2 separate regions of the Homo sapiens genome follow, and region 2 is linked to region 1. A link is a contact called in ENCODE Hi-C or POLR2A ChIA-PET data. All regions are on one chromosome and are shown on one strand. The core of a region is the stretch at or near the end of the contact, and the rest is flanking DNA. Distances in the headings are between cores, read along the strand shown.

Region 1 (2,894 bases), core at 145-2,644:
GAGACGGGGTTTCTCCATGTTGAGGCTGGTCTCGAACTCCTGACTCAGGTGATCCACCCGCCTCAGCCTCCCAAAGTGCTGGGATTACAGGCGTGAGCCACCGCGCCCGGCCTAACACACACTTTTAAACTGTTTCACTTTTTAAAGATAAACCTTGACGTCACTATTACTCAATTTGAGGAAAGGCACAAGAAAGTAGTAAGATCTCACCAGAATTTAAGTTCTGCTTTGTTTACTTACATCATTAATCAGACATGAGCTAAGAGACCACCTGTTCGCTTTTTTCTGACTTAAACAATGGAGACCAAGGAGAGCTGAAAATTTCATGAGCTTCTCAACATTTCCCCGGCTTTTTTTTTTTTTTTTTTTTTTGCCACTGTCCCCAGGGTTGGAGGGCCCCAGAGGGTATGGGGATGATACTTGGCGTTTCTCACTCTTCTGTGGTACTCATAGCAGTGAAGAACAGACAGTGGCAGCACGCAGCAACAGCCAGAGCCCTTGCTAGAAGCACCCAGAACTGGCTGTGCAAATTTATTTCAATCCTGCCCAAAACTCCTTCACCTTAAAATGCCTTGGAGGTGGCTCTCATCAAGACAAGAAAGCAGGGTGTGGTGGCTCACACCTGTAATCCCAGCACTGGGAGGCTGAGCCTGGAGGATCACTTGAGGTCAGGAGTTCGAGACCAGCCTGGGCAACACAGCAAGACCCCATCTCTACAAAAAGTTAGAAAATTAGCGGGATGTGGTGGCCCCCGCCTGTAGTCCCAGCTACTCAGGAGGCTGAGGTGGATGGATCGCTTGAACCTAGGAGTTTGAGACCAGCCTAAGCAACATAGCGAGACCACATCTCTAAAAAAAAAATTTTTTTTTAACCCAGAAGAAAATTAGCCAGGTGTGATGGCTCACACCCGTGGTCCCCGCTGCTTGGGAGGCTGAGGTGGGCAGATCGCTTGAGGCTGCAATGAGCCGAGATCTCACCACATCAATCCAGCCTGGGGGACAAAAAAAAAAGAGGAATCAAAGCAATGACCCAAGTTATGGCCTCAGGGACTTCCAAAATCAGAGCCCTAATCTGACCAACCCGCCCTGACGCCTGTAAGAAAACGACTCTCACTTTTCATTGGCTGACCCTCCCGGAGTTGAGACCTTGCTTCATTTTCCTTGGTTGTTGCTGCTGTCACGTCTTCCCGCCACGCCCACTTTCCTGCCGGCGCCCAGTGAGCGTTGAGGGAGAGTGATTTGCAGCCGGTCAGGGGCGGGAGTTCGCGGCAGCAAACCTGCTTCCCCCTCCCACGCGCCACCGCCCCCGCCCCGCCCCCGTCCAGAGGCCCCGCCCCTAGCCGGGCCTGGCCCCGCCTCTCTCTCCCGAGAGGGCGGGCACCAGGCGGCGGCCGCAGCCGCAGGAATATGCTGGAAGGCGGCGGGCGGGCGCCCGCGAGGTGCTGAAAGGACAGTTCCCGCCGCCGAACTTAGCCCGCGGGTGGGGCGGCCCGGGAGCCAGCGGGGCACGTGAGCGATGGAGACCATCTGGATCTACCAGTTCCGCCTCATCGTGATCGGGGACTCCACCGTGGGCAAGTCCTGCCTCCTGCACCGCTTCACCCAGGGCCGCTTCCCCGGGCTGCGCTCCCCCGCCTGCGACCCCACCGTCGGCGTGGACTTCTTCTCCCGCCTGCTGGAGATCGAGCCGGGCAAGAGGATCAAGCTACAGCTCTGGGACACGGCGGGACAGGAGCGGTTCAGGTAGGGACCCCGGGGACCTTGGGCACCGCGCCGCCCCCTCAGCCCGCCCGGACGCCCCTTCCCCAGGCGTCCGCCCCGCCGGCCCTGGTCGGGAGAGGCTCTGGCCCTTCCCTCTCGAAAGTGCAAACACTCCATTCTCGCTTCCCCTTTGCCCCTCCTCTTCCAGGGACGACTTCCTCCTCCGCAATTTCTCACTTCTTTCTTTGGCGCCCATTTCCTGCGCCCCCTTTCCATCTTTCCTTTCCCGCCTGAACCGGGGTCGTCCTCGCCGCCCCCTCTTCCCCAACTCTTTCAGCCCCTGTGGGTATTTTTATCCCCTCCGGCTCCCCGGCTGCCTTCTTCCCAAACTCGGCTTCCCTGGCTGCGCACAGCATGACCCGACCACCCTCCTCCAAGCAGGCGCCCCTTTTCCTACCCTAACCCAGCGGCTCCCACGCTGTGTGGCCGGGGAGAACCGCGAGGGAGGGTTCCCAGATTCGTGATGGATCCTTTAGCTTCACAGCAAGGAGCGCTCCAACCCAGGTTCCTGCATGAGCTCACTGGGCATGGTTCACAGAGAGGTGGATGCGGTAATGGTTTGGGCACCTCACAGCACTGAATGTGGTCATCAGAAATACTGGGTCATGACCCGTGGGAATGGGTCTTGTAGGTTAACTAGATGCAACATCAGGGACACTGGCACAGCTGAGGGTGTGTGTGTGTGTGTGTGTGTATGTGAAGGGTTGAGTTGTCTTTAGAAGTTTGTCATGTTTGGTGGGAAAAAGACATATATTGAGATTCGCCAGGAACTTTAATTTTGCTTATGATCAGTACTTAACGTTCCAGGGTGATAATATTTCTAAAGACAGAAGGAGGGATCCAAATGAATAGTCTCCTCCTAAATATCCGCTGGGGACATGAAGGGTTTCACAAAGGCGACTTGTGTAAATAAAAAGTAAATGAAATTATATGCATTTCCTGAATATTTGAGATGGAAGCAGGTTTAAAGCAAATTTTAAATGTCTAGGATTCAAAGGCACTTCGTTTTAGAGGAAGATGGTGAAACTGATGTATTGTACTGTTCTGTTTCTTAAAGACTGCATTATCCATTGGAACTCATTTAAGGAAGCATTTTGCGTTAGTCAGCAAGTACTCTGCTTGTGAAATGCAGTG
Region 2 (2,894 bases), core at 1-2,500, 190 kb after region 1:
CAAGACCCCTTCTCTATATAAAATAAAAATTAAAAAAATTAGCATGGTGGAGCATGCCTGTAGTCCTAGCTACGTAGCTACTTGGGAAGCAGAGACAGGAGGATCCCCTAGCTACTTGGGAGGCAGAGACAGGAGGATCCCCTGAGACCAGGAGTTTGAGGCTGCAGTGAGATATGATTGCACCACTGTACTCCAGACTGGGTGACAAGAGCGAGACCCTATCTTAAAAAAAAAAAATACTCCAAAACATAATGGCCTAAAATAACAACCATTTGTTTTCTCTCGTTTCTGTGGACCATGAATTCAGACAGCATGGTGGGTATGGCTTGTCTCTGCTCCATGATGTCTGGGGTCTCAGCTGGAGTGGTTGAAGGTTGGGGACTGGAATCACCTGAGGCCTTTTTACCCATATTTGTATCTGGACTGAGCCTGGAATTTGATTGCTTCAAAATATTTTCACGGCTGGGTGTGATGGCTCACGCCTGTAATCCCAGCACTTTGAGAGGCTGAGTCTGGCCGTCTGCTTGAGCCCAGGAGTCAGCAACCAGCCTAGGCAACATAGGGAGACCTAGTCTCTACAAAAAAAAAAAAATACAACAATTTGCTGGGCGTGGTCGCCTGCGCCTGTAATCCCAGCACTTTGGGAGGCCGAGGAGGGAGGCTCACTTGAGTCCAGGAGTTCAAGACCAGTCTGGCCAACATGGTGAAACCCCGTCTCCACAAAAAATACAAAAATTATCTGGTTGTGGAGGCTTTCGCCTGTAGTCTCAGCTACTGGGATGGCTGGGGAGGGAGGATCGCTTGAGCCCTGATGGTCGAGATTACAGTGAGCTGTGGTCACGTCACTGCACTCCAGCTTGGGTGACAGAGTGAGACCTTGTCTCAAAAAAAAAAAAAAAAATCCTAAAATATTTTCATGAGTTTGTGCTGGGTAGGCCTAAGGGAAACATGCTCAGTAAATCGAAAAATCTCGGATTACACATAAACCACCGGCCCCGGCAGGTTAGACTTGGTGGACACGGGAGCCAGCAGCGTGTCAGGTGCTCGTTGACCCCAGCGCCAGTGTCTCCATCCACGTCCTTCACTCGTCAACCTTTCCTGGCCCAGGCTGCGGTGTCCCAGCGCCAGGCTCCGCCCCGCCCTTGGCTGCCGGCCAATCGCCGCCGACTGAGAGGCGACTATTGGAGGAAGCGGGATGGGCGGTGCCCGCGCCGGGCCGCTAGGGGTGCGGGGTTGGGGAGGAGGCCGCTAGTCTACGCCTGTGGAGCCGATACTCAGCCCTCTGCGACCATGGCTGTGCTGGCGGCACTTCTGCGCAGCGGCGCCCGCAGCCGCAGCCCCCTGCTCCGGAGGCTGGTGCAGGTGAGCGGGGTTCGTCCCCACAGCACTCAGACCCGGGATGCGAGGAGTCCCCGCCTCGGAAGCTTCCAGCCCGCGGCCGTTGCGGCTCCCGCGGCCCGGGCGCGCGGCTTAGGCCCCAGGACAGTCACGCGACGGGTTCTGGTCCAAAAACCGCCTAAGTGCTCCGATAACACCCAGGGACTCGCCTATTTTTACAGCGCGTTTCTACTTCCAAGGTCTCGGCGTAATCATCTTAATGAGCGTTACTGGTGTGTCAAACAAGGGCACGTGTCTGGGCGGGCAGGACCGCCAGGATTGGCGCTGGCCCGGCCTGAGCGGTGGGATCGGGGAGAGTCTCTTTGCAGGCCTGTGCAGCTGCTCCCGAGATTTTCTTTAAAACATATTTGTGTGCGTTATTGTCAGGAGAGGTTCCTTTTCTTTTTTAATACAATAGATAATCATTGGGCATACAAGGGGAGAGGGCACCATGTGATCATAACAGATGTTTTTTGGAGCAGCCTGAAATTTATCAGGGAAAACAAATGACTACTCAGATAATACAATAAATTATACTTGACATATGAGCAAAGCTCACATACTGAGGGCGTTCCAAGGGCTGTCGCTCTTCTGACCGTTGTGTTTAGGGAACACAGCAGGGGCAGAGTCTCAAAGAATTTATTCTCCACATGCGTAAGCAAGGGAGTACGCACCACAGATTGTCAGGCAAAGCCTCAGGAATAGGTAGAGACCTTCAGGGTGTGGTTGGTGAAGCTTGAGTTTTCTAGGTCGATGGGGGCAATAAGCTTGGAGATCCAGTTATGTTGTGAGTATGGACTTGACCCTAGTTAAGTAGGGATTGTTGATATGTTTGTTTTTGTTGCAATGGTAGGTCACTCTAGTTCTTACGTCTGGGCGTAGAATAACATTACTTGCACAAGGGTGCTGGCGGTAGGAGCTTTGCAAGAGATTGTAAAAGAACCAGTCTAGGACTTGACAATTAGGGAGTGAGGGTGCGAAGCCAAGGGAAAAGAAAGAGTCTAAAATTGATCCTGGGTGACTGAGATAATAGAAAAGTCACAAGGCGTAGGTTTCCAGGGAAGATGAGTTTTTAGCCTATTTGTTAGTCTCATGGGATGAGTGAAGAAATCACAAGAAAGTAATTAGGTTATCTTGGGTTTCAGTCAGTATTGACTAGGTGACATAGGTGAACTAGGTACTCTAGAGATGTAAAAAAAAAAAGTTCAGAACCTTCTTAATTTATGGTTTAATTAAGATCTTACAATCAGGTTGGTTGAGGTGGCTTATGCCAGTAATCCCAGCACTTTGGGAGGCCGGGGTGGGTAGATCATTTGAGGTCAAGAGTTCAAGACCAGCCTGGCCAACGTGGTGAAGCCCCACCTCTATTAAAAATACACACACACACAAAAATTAGCTGGGTGTGGTGGCAGGCGCCTGTAATCCCAGCTACTTGGGAGGCTGAGGCAGGAGAATCGCTTGAACCCGGGAGGAGGGGAAGGTTGCAGTGAGCTGAGATCATGCCACTGCACTCCAGC

The links. Hi-C counts contacts between places; a loop is a spot of excess contacts on that map. ChIA-PET counts read pairs that join two places held with the same protein, here RNA polymerase II (POLR2A). Pooled maps may share reads with other maps.
Region 2: a map of CD14-positive monocyte shows a loop between it and region 1 (21-fold over the local background). The contact joins the promoter of ACAT1 here to the promoter of RAB39A in region 1. A Hi-C loop is called at or near these places in 2 of 168 maps with a recorded cell type or tissue (B cell and CD14-positive monocyte), 1 of 37 single-sample maps with no recorded cell type and 7 of 50 pooled maps. POLR2A ChIA-PET finds 5 or more read pairs at or near these places in 3 of 52 experiments (Caco-2, HEK293 and Panc1).

Annotation. Positions count from the first base shown.
Region 1 is chr11:107,927,054-107,929,947 of GRCh38, forward strand. RAB39A (RAB39A, member RAS oncogene family) reads left to right here and starts at 1,395. Exons shown (of 2, transcript NM_017516.3): 1 at 1,395-1,742. The coding sequence starts at 1,516. RefSeq lists silencers at 1,131-1,620, 1,651-1,870.
Region 2 is chr11:108,120,317-108,123,210 of GRCh38, forward strand. ACAT1 (acetyl-CoA acetyltransferase 1) reads left to right here and starts at 1,251. Exons shown (of 12, transcript NM_000019.4): 1 at 1,251-1,362. The coding sequence starts at 1,291. RefSeq lists silencers at 913-1,451, 1,053-1,462.